Linked DNA regions of Homo sapiens: all the other regions are linked to region 1. The links are chromatin contacts, found by Hi-C or POLR2A ChIA-PET in ENCODE. All regions are on one chromosome and are shown on one strand. The core of a region is the stretch at or near the end of the contact, and the rest is flanking DNA. Distances in the headings are between cores, read along the strand shown. Region 1 has its middle 26 kb from the start of C6orf15. Region 2 has its middle 13 kb from the start of MIR877. Region 3 holds the start of HCG20 (HLA complex group 20). Region 4 overlaps HCG20 (HLA complex group 20).

The links. Hi-C counts contacts between places; a loop is a spot of excess contacts on that map. ChIA-PET counts read pairs that join two places held with the same protein, here RNA polymerase II (POLR2A). Pooled maps may share reads with other maps.
Region 2: a loop to region 1 is called in a pooled map, with 7 times the contacts of the local background. The contact joins two enhancer-like sites. A Hi-C loop is called at or near these places in 5 of 50 pooled maps. POLR2A ChIA-PET finds 5 or more read pairs at or near these places in 5 of 52 experiments (BJ, H1, SK-N-SH and 2 more).
Region 3: a pooled map shows a loop between it and region 1 (2.8-fold over the local background). The contact joins the promoter of HCG20 here to the enhancer-like site in region 1. A Hi-C loop is called at or near these places in 2 of 37 single-sample maps with no recorded cell type and 3 of 50 pooled maps. POLR2A ChIA-PET finds 5 or more read pairs at or near these places in 2 of 52 experiments (AG04450 and PC-3).
Region 4: a loop to region 1 is called in a pooled map, with 2.3 times the contacts of the local background. The contact joins two enhancer-like sites. A Hi-C loop is called at or near these places in 2 of 50 pooled maps. POLR2A ChIA-PET finds 5 or more read pairs at or near these places in 5 of 52 experiments (B cell, CD4-positive, alpha-beta T cell, activated T-cell and 2 more).

Annotation. Positions count from the first base shown.
Region 1 is chr6:31,085,344-31,088,635 of GRCh38, reverse strand. No RefSeq gene overlaps it. Among named protein-coding and RNA genes, the nearest start is that of C6orf15, 26 kb to the left of the region's middle. Within about 2 kb of position 1,740, at least 3 of the 41 ENCODE cell types and tissues checked have a DNase peak (open chromatin) inside an H3K27ac peak, as active enhancers do; they include PC-3, where a contact is called at or near this core.
Region 2 is chr6:30,595,709-30,599,000 of GRCh38, reverse strand. No RefSeq gene overlaps it. Among named protein-coding and RNA genes, the nearest start is that of MIR877, 13 kb to the right of the region's middle. Within about 2 kb of position 1,505, at least 4 of the 41 ENCODE cell types and tissues checked have a DNase peak (open chromatin) inside an H3K27ac peak, as active enhancers do.
Region 3 is chr6:30,765,074-30,768,365 of GRCh38, reverse strand. HCG20 (HLA complex group 20) reads right to left here and starts at 1,541. Exons shown (of 4, transcript NR_138037.1): 1 at 1,415-1,541.
Region 4 is chr6:30,792,131-30,795,422 of GRCh38, reverse strand. HCG20 (HLA complex group 20) reads right to left here. Exons shown (of 4, transcript NR_138037.1): 4 at 3,173-3,292. Among named protein-coding and RNA genes, the nearest start is that of HCG20, 27 kb to the right of the region's middle. RefSeq lists a cis regulatory region at 1,526-1,645. Within about 2 kb of position 1,507, at least 9 of the 41 ENCODE cell types and tissues checked have a DNase peak (open chromatin) inside an H3K27ac peak, as active enhancers do.

The sequences.
Region 1 (3,292 bases), core at 491-2,990:
TACAGGCATGAGCCACGGCACCTGGCCAAATTGACTTTTCACCTCTATGATTTTTGTATTTTACTTTTATTTATTTTTTTTCCTGCTGTGCTGGCAAACCAGATTTCCCCATTTTAAATATCTAACGTAAGTGAAATCATACAATATTTGTCCTTTTGTGTCTGGCTTATTTCATTTTACATAATTTTTTCAATGTTCATCCATGTTGTAGCATGTATCAGAATGTAATTTCTGCTGGGCGCGGTGGCTCATGCCTGTAATCCCAGCACTTTGGGAGGCCGAGGCTGGCAGATCACCTGAGGTCAGGAGTTGGAGACCCGCCTGGCCAGCATGGTGAAACCCCGTCTCTACTAAAAAAAATACAAAAATTAGCTGGGCGTGATGGCGCGTGCCTGTAATCCCAGCTACTCAGGAGGCTGAGACAGGAGAAACCCTTGAACCGGGGAGGCGGACGTTGCAGTGAGCCAAGATTGCGCCACTGCGCTCCAGCCTGGGTGACAGAGCAAGACTCTGTCTGCAAAATAAAATAAAATAAAATAAATAAATAGAATGTAATTTCTTTTTTATGGCTGAATAATAGTACTTTGTAATATTTTCATTATTGTGTATCTTTAAATTAATTTTAACGCCTTTCTTTTTTTTTTCTCTTTTTTTTTTTTTTTTTTTGGTAGCGATTTGGACCTCACTATGTTGCCCAGGCTGGTCTCAAACTCCTGGGCTCAAGCGATCCTCCCCTCTCGGCCTCCCAAAATGCTGGGATTACAGGCGTGAGCCACCTCGTCCTGCCACCATTTTATTTTTTGAATGATTTCTTATTGTCTTAACTTCTTAGGTGACTAACAATGAGGCTTGCTACTATCACCCTAGCATAATGATATCATCCTTAGCAAGGGAGTTGGGCGCTCTTACCGGTAGATGGCGCTGTCGATCTTTTAAAAAGCGAGCTCTCCTGCCCTCCCACTTTGAGCTCGCTGAGTCAAAACACAGCCCGAATAGTTTAGGAGCTCCAAAGCCCCGCTTATCTCCACTTTCCAAATTCTCTCTCATTAAGACCAACAAAAATTTTACCTTTATTATTAGTTATGTGACCTGCTAAGACAATTTATAACACTTTTTATTATGGAAATTTTCAAACTTACACAAAAATAAAGAAAATACCTCTATTTACCTACCATGGGACTTCAACAATTATTAGCATTTACAAATCTTGGAACAATGTTATTTTCTCACATTATGTTCTATCTCATCCCTCTTAAAGAGTTATCAGATGGGAAATCCATGGTCTAGGCTCAATAAAATCACTCTACATTAGGAAAGTCTTGGAAACAGATTGCGTTTTAGCAGGAAAAGGAGGGGGGTTGATGATTTCATTCAATAAAACAGCCTTAACTCACCGCCGTGACCAATAACCGGGTAATGTGGAAGCTCCCCGTAAGATTCCTCGTGGAAGGCAAAAATAGAGCACAACTGGGCTTTTGAATACCTCTTACATCTGCCTGCCTTTGTCTTGTCTATTTTCCAACCTGATTTCACCTGCTCCCTATCAGGATCTTAGCCTCTCAGGGTGCAGCTGATCTCAGTTCCTTTCCTTATAGTGAGACCAAGATAAGTTGACTGGGCCTGGAAATATTCTCAAGAGAGGTTTTAGAATGGAGTCAACTGCATTTCCACTGAGTCATGTCTGAAGATAAATCACAGGGCATCTATTCAGCAGTCCAGGCTGATATCTATCTTACTTCCTGAATGTGGGTCTCGGGTATCCCTCAGAGCAGCTGTCTGATATCAGGAAGGGAAATGTGTGTTAGAGATGGTTTATTGTTATAAGTCAAACAAATAAATTATTGAATAAAACATGTTCCAGCTTTTGTCTTGATAAATATACCTTCATACTGATCTTGAAGGCTAGTGTAGCAGATACTGTTGTGTGCCACCCAAATCCTACCTTCAACATTGTCACTTATTCCCCAGCTGCCAGGGGTGTTGGTTGTGACAGCTCTGTCTCTGGGAATTGCCCTTAGCTGAAAAGAGCTGTCTTGCCCAAGGTTACACCTCCCCTCCCTGGGGGCAGCCACATCCAATGACTGATAGATAAGATAAGAACATACAAAGTCCTGGTTACCTTGCTTCAAGTTTGGCCACCTTTTTGTTTGTTTGTTTGTTTGTTTGTTTGAGATGGACTTTCGCTCTTGTTGCCCGAGCTGGAGTGCAATGGCACAATCTCTGCTCACTGCAACCTCCGCCTCCTGGGTTCAAGTGATTCTCCAGCCTCAGCCTCCTGAGTAGCTGGGATTACAGGCGCATGCCACCATGCCCGGCTAATTTTTTGTATTTTTAGTAGAAACGGGGTTTCACCATGTTAACTAGGCTGGTCTTGAACTGCTGACCTCAGATAATCCTCCCCCACTCGGCCTCCCAAAGTGCTGGGATTACAGGCGTGAGTCACCGCGCCCGGCCGAGTTTGGCCAAATTTAAAGGACTTTTCCAGTGCCAGAGGCCTCCACAACCCATGAGATCAGCTCAGTACTCTTTACGGCTTCATTACAGTTCAACTGCTCCCTTTCCCTGTCCCGTTTCTCTCAGCTTTTAAAGGTGTTTGTCCCAAGATTGTTCCCCAATAAAACTTCTGCAGATAAATCTATCTGAGAATCTGTTTTCTGGGGAATCCAGGCTAGGACAGCCAGGCTGGAATTTAGAATTCTGAGACTCCCCTAGGTTCCATGGCAGAATATGGCTGAGTGAGGAAAACTAGCTCTGGGTCCTCTACCTGCATCTGCCCTACTTTCTTTTCCTGAAAATTCAAGTCCCTAAAATCTCCAGACCCATATCCTTCTCTGAAAACAGCCACATTTTGGGGTCTCAGAGCATGCACGACAGCAGCGAGGCATAACCCCTGGGACGATGGCCCCAGGAGGAGGCCCATGCAAACTTGGAAGCAGGCTTGGGGGCCATTAGTGCCAGGAATTCAGGGGTTCCAAGTACCTAGACTGTAGTACTTGTAGAAGAGATGCAACCTCCATGGGTAGGTCTATCCCTTTGGCTTCTCGGACTTTTTGTCCTATAAGTTGGGGGAATGATAGAGCAGGTCCCTCTAGATCATGGAGCCCGGGCAGGGTCCTCATGTGCTTGGATCCAAGGGTGGGAAAACATTTTCTACCTAATTTAAACCAGTGGCATTTGTGTCTCTGTTACAAGCAGCCAAAAATTTATATTTTAACACGTCTAGTTGACTTCCTGCACTTCTATGCCCATCTTCCTAAAAGAGAACAGTGTATCTCTCTAAAAGGGACTTCAT
Region 2 (3,292 bases), core at 256-2,755, 490 kb after region 1:
CACTTGAACCCAGGAGTTCAAAACTACCCTAAGCAACATAGGGAAGCTCCATTTCCCCATTTCCGCGCCTGGCCTCCACTCTTCTTAAACCAGAAATTAAAGCTGGGCATGTTGGCTCACGCCTGTAATCCCAGCACTTTGGGAGGCCCACATGGGACGATCACTTGAACCCAGGAGTTCAAAACTACCCTAAGCAACATAGGGAAACTCCATTTCCCCATTTCCGCGCCTGGCCTCCACTCTTAAACCAGAAATTAAAGCTGGGCGTGGTGGCTCACGCCTGTAATCCCAGCACCTTGGGAGGCCGAAGCAGTTGGATCACCTGAGGTCAGAAGTTCGAGACCAGCCTGGCCAACATGAAGAAACCCCATCTCTACTAAAAATACAAAAATTAGCTGGGTGTGGTTACTGGCGCCTGTTATCCCAGCTACTCGGAAGGCAGGAGAATCGCTTGAACCCAGGAGGCAGAGGTTGCAGACTGCACCACTGCACTCCAGCCTGGGCAACAAGAGTGAAACTCCATCTGAAAAAAAAAAGAAAGGATACATCACTCTGGGGGGAGTGTGTGTGGCAGATATGGGGCAGTTGAAGATATTAACATGTTTTAACATGTGGGTTGAGAATGGCGGTTTTCAAGTCTGTTAGCATTCATCAGGATCATCTGAAGAGCTTATTAGAAAACAAATCTGGGGCCGGGTGCAGTGGCTCATACCTGTAAACCCAGCACTTTGGGAGGCCAAGGCGGGTAGATCAGGAGGTCAGGAGTTCGAGACCAGCCTGACCAACATGGAGAACCCCCGTCTCCACTAAAAATACAAAAATTAGCCGGGCGTGGTGGCGCATGCCTGTAATCCCAGCTACTCGGGAGGCCGAGGCAGGAGAATTGCTTGAACCCGGGAGGTGGAGGTCGTGGTGAGCCGAGATCGCACCATTGCACTCCAGTCTGGGTAACAAGAGCGAAACTTGGTCTCAAAAAAAAAAAAAAAAAAAAGAAAGAAAAAAAAAAACAAATTTGGGTTGGATGCAGTGGCTTATGCCTGTAATCCCAGCACTTTGAGAGGCCAAGGCGGATGGATCACCTGAGGTGAGGAGTTTGTGACCAGCCTGGCCAACATGGTGAAATCCCATCTCTACTAAAAATACAAAAATTAGTCAGGCATGGTGGCTCGCGCCTGTAATCCCAGCTACTTGGGAGACTAAAGCAGGAGAATCACTTGAACCCGGGAAGTGGAGGTTGCAGTGAGCAGAGATCACACCACTGCACTTCAGCTTGGGTGACAGAGCCAGACTCCATCTCCATCTCAAAAAACAAAAACAAAACAAAAAGAAAAAACAGACAGATTGGGGGTAGGGTCCAGCAAAATTCTGATTTAGTAGGTCAGGATGGATCCCGAGATATGCATTTCTAACAAATTCCCAGTTGCTGAGGCTGCTACACTGCCCTGGAATACGTGTCTCAGCTGTATTTCCAGCATTGGCCACATGAGGGGGCAACAATGTTTTATCAGTATCTGAAAGGCCTCACTGCATGTAGGCCCAAAGTGGGTAGTTTTACCTTCCCCTTGCCCAGGCTTGGTGTGTGTGGGCGGAGGTGTTCAGGTCAGTCTGTTGTTGCTGTGTGCACTGGGAGAAGACCTGAGAAGACATAATCTAAGGACCAGGCTAGGGCGTGAAATACCAAAGAAGTATACAGCTCAAGTGAAAAAACCCAAACATGTCACAACCTAGTGGTCACAACTTTGTGTCTCTTTCTGCTTCCATTTACTGCCTGCTTCTCACCTTTCTTCTATCTCCTGCAACAAGCCACAAGAACCTTAAAAGAGAGCTTAAAGTTTTTACTGTATTTTAAGAATAAGCTCGGCCGAGCGCGGTGGCTCACACCTGTAATCCCAACACTCTGGGAGGCCGAGGCGGGCAAATCCCAAGGTCAGGAGATGGAGACCATCCTAGCCAACATGGTGAAACCCCGTCTCTATTAAAAATACAAAAATTGCCAGGCGCGGTGGCTCACGCCTGTAATCCCAGCACTTTGGGAGGCCGAAGCGGGCAGATCATGAGGTCAGGAGATGGAGACCATCCTGGCTAACAAGGTGAAACCCCTTCTCTACTAAAAATACAAAAACTTAGGTGGGTGTGGTGGCGGGTGCCTGTAATCCCAGCTACTGAGGAGACTGAGGCAGGAGAATGGCATGAACCCGGGAGGTGGAGCTTGCAGCGAGCAGAGATCGCGCCACTGCACTCCAGCCTGGGCGACAGAGCAAGACTCTGTCTCAAAAAAAAAAAAAAATTAGCCGGGAGTGGTGGCACGCACCTGTAGTCCCAGCTACTTGGGAGGCTGAGGCAGGGGAATCGCTTGAATCCAGGAGGCAGAGGTTGCAGTGAGCCGAGATAACGCTACTGCATTCCAGGATGGCGACAGAGCAAGACTCCGTCTGAAAAAAAAAGAAAGAATGAGCTCATTTTCTTTCAAATCATTTATGAAAATTCGGCCAGGCGTGGTGGCTCACGCCTGTAATCCCAGCACTTTGGGAGGCCGAGGCGCGTGGATCACCTGAGATCAGGAGTTCGAGAGCAACCTGACCAACATGGTGAAACCGTCTCTACTAAAAATACAAAAAATTAGCCGGGCGTGGTGACTGGTGCCTGTAATCCCAGCTACTCTGGAGGCTGAGGCAGAAGAATCGTTTGAACCCAGGAGGCGGAGGTTGCAGTGAGCTGAGATCGTGCCATTGCACTCCAGCCTGGGTGACAGCAAAATTTCATCTCAAAAAAAAAAAAAAAAAAAATTCAAAGAAACCTGTTTTTTTTTTTTAGACAAGTTTCACTCTTTTGCCCAGGCTGGAGTGAAATGGCACGATCTTGGCTCACTGCCCCCTGGGTTCAAGGATTCTCCTGCCTCAGCCTCCTGAGTAGCTGGGATTGTAGGCACCTGCCACCACGCCTGGCTAATTTCTGTATTTTTAGTAGAGATGGGGTTTTACCATGTTGTCCAGGCTGGTCTCGAACTCCTGACCTCAGGTGATCCACCCGCCTTGGCCTCCCAAAGTGCTGGGATTACAGGTGTGAGTCACGGCACCCGGCCTACCTGTTCCTTTTTACTTACGTAAAAACTTTAGATTATATAAAGAGAAGATTTTCCTTGTTTTTTGTTTTTTTGCAGGGGGAGAGAGGTTGAACATTTCATTCATTTCACTACAATGATGTTTCTTCACCAAGCCCTCCCTGCAGGCACTTTTCTCTCTACCGTTTCAGTCTGTTTTTCCTTTCTGCTTCCATTTTTTCCCTCTAAAAT
Region 3 (3,292 bases), core at 292-2,791, 320 kb after region 1:
TGGCCGATGGTATTTTCCAAAGTTGGGTGCCCCTTTCCACTTGCTCTCCTTGTCCCATGACTGACACTCCAGGTAGGGGCCATGTTCCCTCTCTTTGAATGGGAGCGGGGCTGTGACTACTCTGACCAATAGGGTAGGAGGGAGGTGATGCAGATCAAAAAAAGATGAGGTTATAAAAAGAATGCAGCTGGGCACAGTGGCTCACACCTGTAATCCCAATACTTTAGGAGGCTGAGATGGACAGATTGCTTGAGCCCAGGAGTTGGAGACCAGCCTGGGCAACATAGTGAGACCCTGTCTCTACAAAATAATGATAATAATAATACAAAAATCAGCCAGGCATGTTGGCAGTAGCCCCAGCTACCAGGGAGACTGAGGCAGGAGGATCACTTAAGCCTGGGTAGTCAAGGCTGCAGTGAACCATGACTGCACCACTGCACTCCAGCCTGGGCAACAAGAGTGAAACTCCGCCTCAAAAAAAAAAAAAGCAGTTCATGCCTGGTTCCCTCACAGCAACCCAGCCACTATGCAAGAGAAACTCTAACTAGACCACAGGTAGAAACCCTGAGGTCCCTGAGCTAACTGCCAGCATCCACTGCAAAGTGTCTGCAGACGATTTCAGTCCCCCAGCTTTCGAGTCTTCCAGCTGCAGCCCCAGATAACATGGAGCAGAGACAAGCCATCCCCACTGCGGTGTGTCCAAATTCCTGGCCCACAGAATCCGTGAACGTAATAAAGGGTTGTCTCATGCCACAAAATTTTGAGGCAATTTGTTGGACAACAAAAAATAACCAGAACACAGAGGACAAGCCAGAATGAGCAGCACATAAGTCGAAGGAGAAAGTACCCTAGAGGTGTTAAGAGTTAGTCAGAATGGAAGGACATTAACTGTGGAAAGCATTACTAGACCTCACGTCACCATATGGTTTTGTACTCTGTCCTGCTGTGAAACTCTTCCTTCAAAGGCCACCAGCAACCCCCAAAGTGACAAATATACAAATTCCCTCTTGTTTAAACTATCATCTAGGCCTGCGCCATGGCTCACACCTATAATCCCAAAACTTTGGGAGGCTGAGGCAGCAGGATCATTTGAGCCCAGGAATTTGAGACCAGCCTGGGCAACACAGTGAGACCCCCAGTCTCTAAAAAAATGTTTAAAAAATTGGCTGGGAGTGGTGACATACACCTGTAGTATCAGCTACTCAAGAAGCTGAGGTGAGACGATCTCTTGAGCCTGGGAGGTCAAGGCTGCAGAGAGCTATGATCATGCCACTATACTCCAGCCAGGGTTACAGAGCAAGACCCTCTCTCCAAACAAACAAACAAACAAACAAACAAAAAAACCCTCACAAACAAACAAACAAAAAACCCTATCATCTGTGCGCCGAAGTCCCCCACTCCAATAGCTACATACCTAGTCCTATCTTTTCACCTGAACTCCTGTCTTGTAGCTCCAATTTCCCGCAGTCACATGCCAGTTCCTTATTTCTTTGCCACCTCAAATCCAACACAACCAAAATGGATTCACTATCATGGACACTGTTTGGGCTCAGGTCCTTTTCACCAGTGAGTCCACTCACTTTCCAGCTTTTGGGAATATCAGCTGATAACCACACACAATTGTCCCCTTTTCTGGAGAATTGCCCTGGGCCAAACAGGAGCCAAGCCCTCCTCCCTTGCACACACTCTGGACAGACTCCCAGTGGCTGCCTGACCTTAAAGCAGATCTACAAAACGCCAGCCCCCATGCCTCCAAGTGCAATTGACTGGTGCAATTTGCTGCCCTGAGCTTCCCCATGAGCTCAGGCTGAAGCTCACATCCTTGCTTAGCCTTTTTCCCTTCCCTATCCTGTTTTCTTCAGTCTTTCTCCTGAGAGCCTCCCGCAGTGTATCTCTTGAACAAAAGTCCCCACCCCAGGTTCTGCTTCAAGGTAGCCCAATCTAAAACACCTGCTGCCGAGTGCAGTGGCTCACACCTGCAATCCCAGCACTTTGGGAGGCCAAGGTGGGCAGATTGCTTTGAGCTCATGAGTTCAAGACCAGCCTGGAGACAGGCTGGACACAGCAAAATCTTGCCTCTTCAAAAGATACAAAAAAAAAATTAGCCTAGCTTTGTGGCATGCGCCTGTAGTCCCAGCTACTTGGGAGGCTGAGACAGGAGGATCGATCGCTTGAGCCCAGGAGGCAGAGGTTGCAGAAAGCTGAGATTGCACCACTGCACTTCAGCCTGAGTGACAGAGGAAGACCCTGTCTCGAAATAAAATAATAATAATAATAGGCCGGGTGCCGTGGCTCATGCCTGTAATTCCAGCACTTTGGGAGGCCAAGGTGGGCGGATCACTTGAGGTCAGGAGTTGGAGATCAGCCTGGCCAACATGGTGAAACCCCGTCTCTAGTAAAAATAAAGAAATTAGCTGGCCATGGTGGCACATACCTGTTACCCCAGCTACTCGGGAGGCTGAGGCAGGAGAATCACTTGAATCTGGGAGGCAGAGGTTGCAGTGAGCTGAGATTGCACCATTGCACTCCAGTCTGGGCAACAAGAGCAAAACTCCATCTCAAAAAAATAATAATAATAAATAAAACACCAACCAAGCCAAGTTTACTTTGTTTACCCTGTTGCTATGAGACCTGTCTCTCATCACCCCAGCCTACAACTCCCTTTCAGACCAGCCATCAGTTTGAATACATTTTCTAGCAAATGCCTCTCATTCTTCCTCCTCATTCCCATTGTCCCCATGTAATCACTGTTCAGGAAGTCAGGGACCCCAAACGGAGGGACCAGCTGAAGCCATGGCAGAAGAATGTGGATTGTGAAGATTTCATGGACATTTATTAGTTCCCCAAATTAATACTTTTATAATTTCTTATGCCTGTCTTTACTGCAATCTCTAAACATAAATTGTGAAGATTTCATGGACACTTATCACTTCCCCAGTCAATACCCTTGTGATTTCCTATGACTGTCTTTACTTTAATCTCTTAATCCTGTCATCTCGTAAGCCAAGGAGGATGTATGTCGCCTCAGGACCCTGTGATAATTGCATTAACTGCACAAATTGTAGAGCATATGTGTTTGAACAATATGAAATCTGGGCACCTTGAAAAAAGAGCAGGATAACAGCAATGTTTAGGGAACAAGAGAGATAACCTTAAACTCTGACCGCCGGTGAGCTGGGCGGAACAGAGCCATATTTCTCTTCTTTCAAAAGCAAATGGGAGAAATATTGCTGAATTCTTTTTCTCAGCAAGGAACATCCCTGGGAAAGAGAATACACGCCTGGGGGTGGGT
Region 4 (3,292 bases), core at 258-2,757, 290 kb after region 1:
TGATTATAGAGCAATTGTTTTTTCTCTATCATTTCCTAACAAGAGTCATACCTTGAAGTTTCAATAATTACATACTGATAGTGACACACAAAAAAGAGGAATTTACATGGGAAGCAAAGATGTGAACTATATTACGTGGATTTTTTTTTTAAGATGGGGTCTTACTCTGTCATCCATGGTGGAGTGCAGTGGCACAAACATGGCTCATGGCAGCCTTGACATCCCCAAGCTCAGGTGATCCTCTCACCTCAGTTTTTTAAATTAAATTAATTTTTTGTTTTTTATTTTTAGTAGAGACAGGGTTTTGTCATCTTGCCCAGGCCAGTCTCAAACTCCTGGACTCAAGCAATCTGCCTGCCTTGGCCTTCCAAAGTGCTAGGATTACAGGCGTGAGCCACATATGGATTTTTCTGTCCCCAGTGAAGGAGCAACATTTGAACTGTGTTTACATTAGTCTAGCCAAAACAAAAACAAAAAAAACTCTTTCCCTCACCAAACCATATAATTAACAATGGGGCTTAACTCTGTAGCCACAATCATACCCAGCATTATTTCAGTGAATCAATGAAGCAATAATGGGGCACAGGGCTTTATTAGTTGTCTGTGCCTCCTGGCTATGGAGATTCAGTACGATAAACATGTCCATCTGAAAATTCAGTATTTCTGGTTGCTTCACTTGTCTGTGAAGACCCCTGACATTTAGGGACATGCAGTTTTGCTGAGGCTCAGACACAAGTGGCACTGCCCAGCTGGGCATGGTTGAGTGAGTATGGATGAGAGCTGACTACCCAGCTTCCCAAAGCGGCTCTGCATTTCTCAGCAGGTGGTCTCACAGGCAGAAACCTACGGGAAACACCTTTTTTAAAAAACCTTGTTTCTTTGTGAAAATCGCCTCCCAATAAAGCCACTTGCTTACACAGGTAATAGAAGCAATGAAAATGTCTGGCCAGGTGTGGTGGCTTACGCCTGTAATCCCAGTACTTTGGGAGGCCAAGGTCAGGAGTTTGAGACCAGCCTGCCAAATATGGTGAAACCCTGTCTCTACTAAAAATACAAAAATTAGCCGGGCATGGTGGCGGGCGCCTGTAATCCCAGCTACTCAGGAGACTGAGGCAGGAAGAATCACTTGAATCTGGGAGGCGGAGGTTGCAGTGAGCCGAGATCGCACCATTACACTCCAGCCTGGGCAACAAGAGCAAAACTCAGTCTCAAAAAACAAAAAACAAAAAACAAAAAAAAAAAGAAGTAATGAAAATGTGAAGAGATCTAAGAAAGTGACAGTTTTTAGGAATTGTAAATTGGGGTAAAGACTGGAATTTTTATCTCAATGATAGTTCAGCTCTATGATTCCAGCATAAATGCAGACATTTCGTAAAAGACTAGAGAAATGATTTCAGGAAATGTGTCCAGCCAGCTCAAACATTTCTCACAGAGTACGATACAAAGCTTAAGTGAAAGTAGGAACAGCAGATAACTTGTGGTAAGAGAATACAAACAGGAAGCAGCAGCCTCTCGAAGTAAATATTATTGAATCAGGCCTAGAAGACCTGGGGAAGTATTTATGTATCATCTAATTGGAAGATTTACAAAGCTCTCTAGTGTCTTTGGTAGAGGTCAAGAAAGGGTCGGCTCTCCTTCCTGCAAGCAGGCCGGTGGGATCACTGCACAGCAGCCTCCCTCTCCTTTTAGGATCCCTCATCTAACCCCACACCAATGGATTTTGGGGGTTGAAAGATTCTGGGCTGGGCACGGTGGCTGATGTCTGTAATCCCAGCACTTTGGGAGGCTGAGGCAGGAGGATCACTTGAGCCCAAGAGTTCAAGACCAGCCTGGGCAACATGGCAAGACCTTGTCTCTATAAAAATTTTTTTAAAAAATTAGCCAGGCATGGTGGTGTGAGCCTGTGGCCCCAATTACTCAGGAGGCTGAAGTGAGAGGATTGCTTGAGCCTGGGAGGTTAAGGCTGCAGTGAGCCAAGATCGCACCACTACACTACAGCCTGGGTGACAGAGTGAGACCCTCTCTAAATAATAAATAAAGACTCTGGGGCCGGGCGCAGTGGCTCACGCCTGTAATCCCAGCACTTTGGGAGGCCGAGGTGGACAGCTCACGAGGTCAGGAGTTCGAGACCAGCCTGGCCAACATGGTGAAACCCCATCTCTACTAAAAATACAAAAATTAGCTGGGCTTGGTGGCACGTGCCTGTAATCCCAGTTACTCAGGAGGCTGAGGCAGGAGAATCGCTTGAACCTGGGAGGCAAAGGTTGTAGTGAGCTGAGATCATGCCATTGCACTTCAGCCAGGGTGACAGAGTGAGACTCCATCTCAAAAAATAAATAAATAAATAAAAAATAAAGGCTCTGAACTCCCCAGAACAAGACTGTCTTGTGGTTAAGATGAGATGTGGGGGTGGGGTTGTAAAAGCAGTCAGCATGCCGAGCATAGAGCCCCTCTCCAACAGGAAAGTCTTCAGACTCATCTTCCAAGACCTCATCCTCTCTCTGTATAGATATTATCTAGTGCTGCATGCATATCCTCCCCTCCATTCCTACTTGATTTATTATTTTACTCTTGTTCAATGATATCTGGACTTATATGTCTTTTCTTGTAACTATCAAAGTCCCTTTGGATATAAATTTGGTGTACATAAATAACAATAGTGGGGCCGGGCACGGTGGCTCGCGCCTGTAATCCCAGCACTTTGGGAGGCCGAGGCAGGCGGATCACGAGGTTAGGAGATCGAGACCATCCTGGCTAACACAGTGAAACCCCGTCTCTACTAAAAATACAAAAAATTAGCCGGGCGTGGTTGCGGGCGCCTGTAGTCCCAGCTGCTCAGGAGGCCGAGGCAGGAGAATGGTGTGAACCCAAGAGGCAGAGCTTGCAGTGAGCCAAGATAGCGCCACTGCACTCCAGCCTGGGCGACAGAGCGAGAGTCCGTCTCAAAAAATAATAATAATAATTTTTTAAAAAATAACAATAGTAGTTACCAAGCATTGACTGTAATATGCCAAACAACGTATATACATTGTCTTTTATCCTCATGATGCTTGGAAATAGAATTTACAAGAAACAGAGGCACAGGAAAGGGAGGCAACTCATTCACTTTCTCACAGCTAGTAAGTGGTGGGCTCAGGGTTCAAACCCAAGTAGGAAGGAATCTATGTCGGACTCATGCTGTTAGTAAGTTGTCTTTAATGGTGTGTATATCATTCGTATTCCTCTCTCACCTACTACTAGTTACGCAGTTTTACAAAAGCTGTTTCCTAAGCTGAGCTAAAGGAAGGTTAAC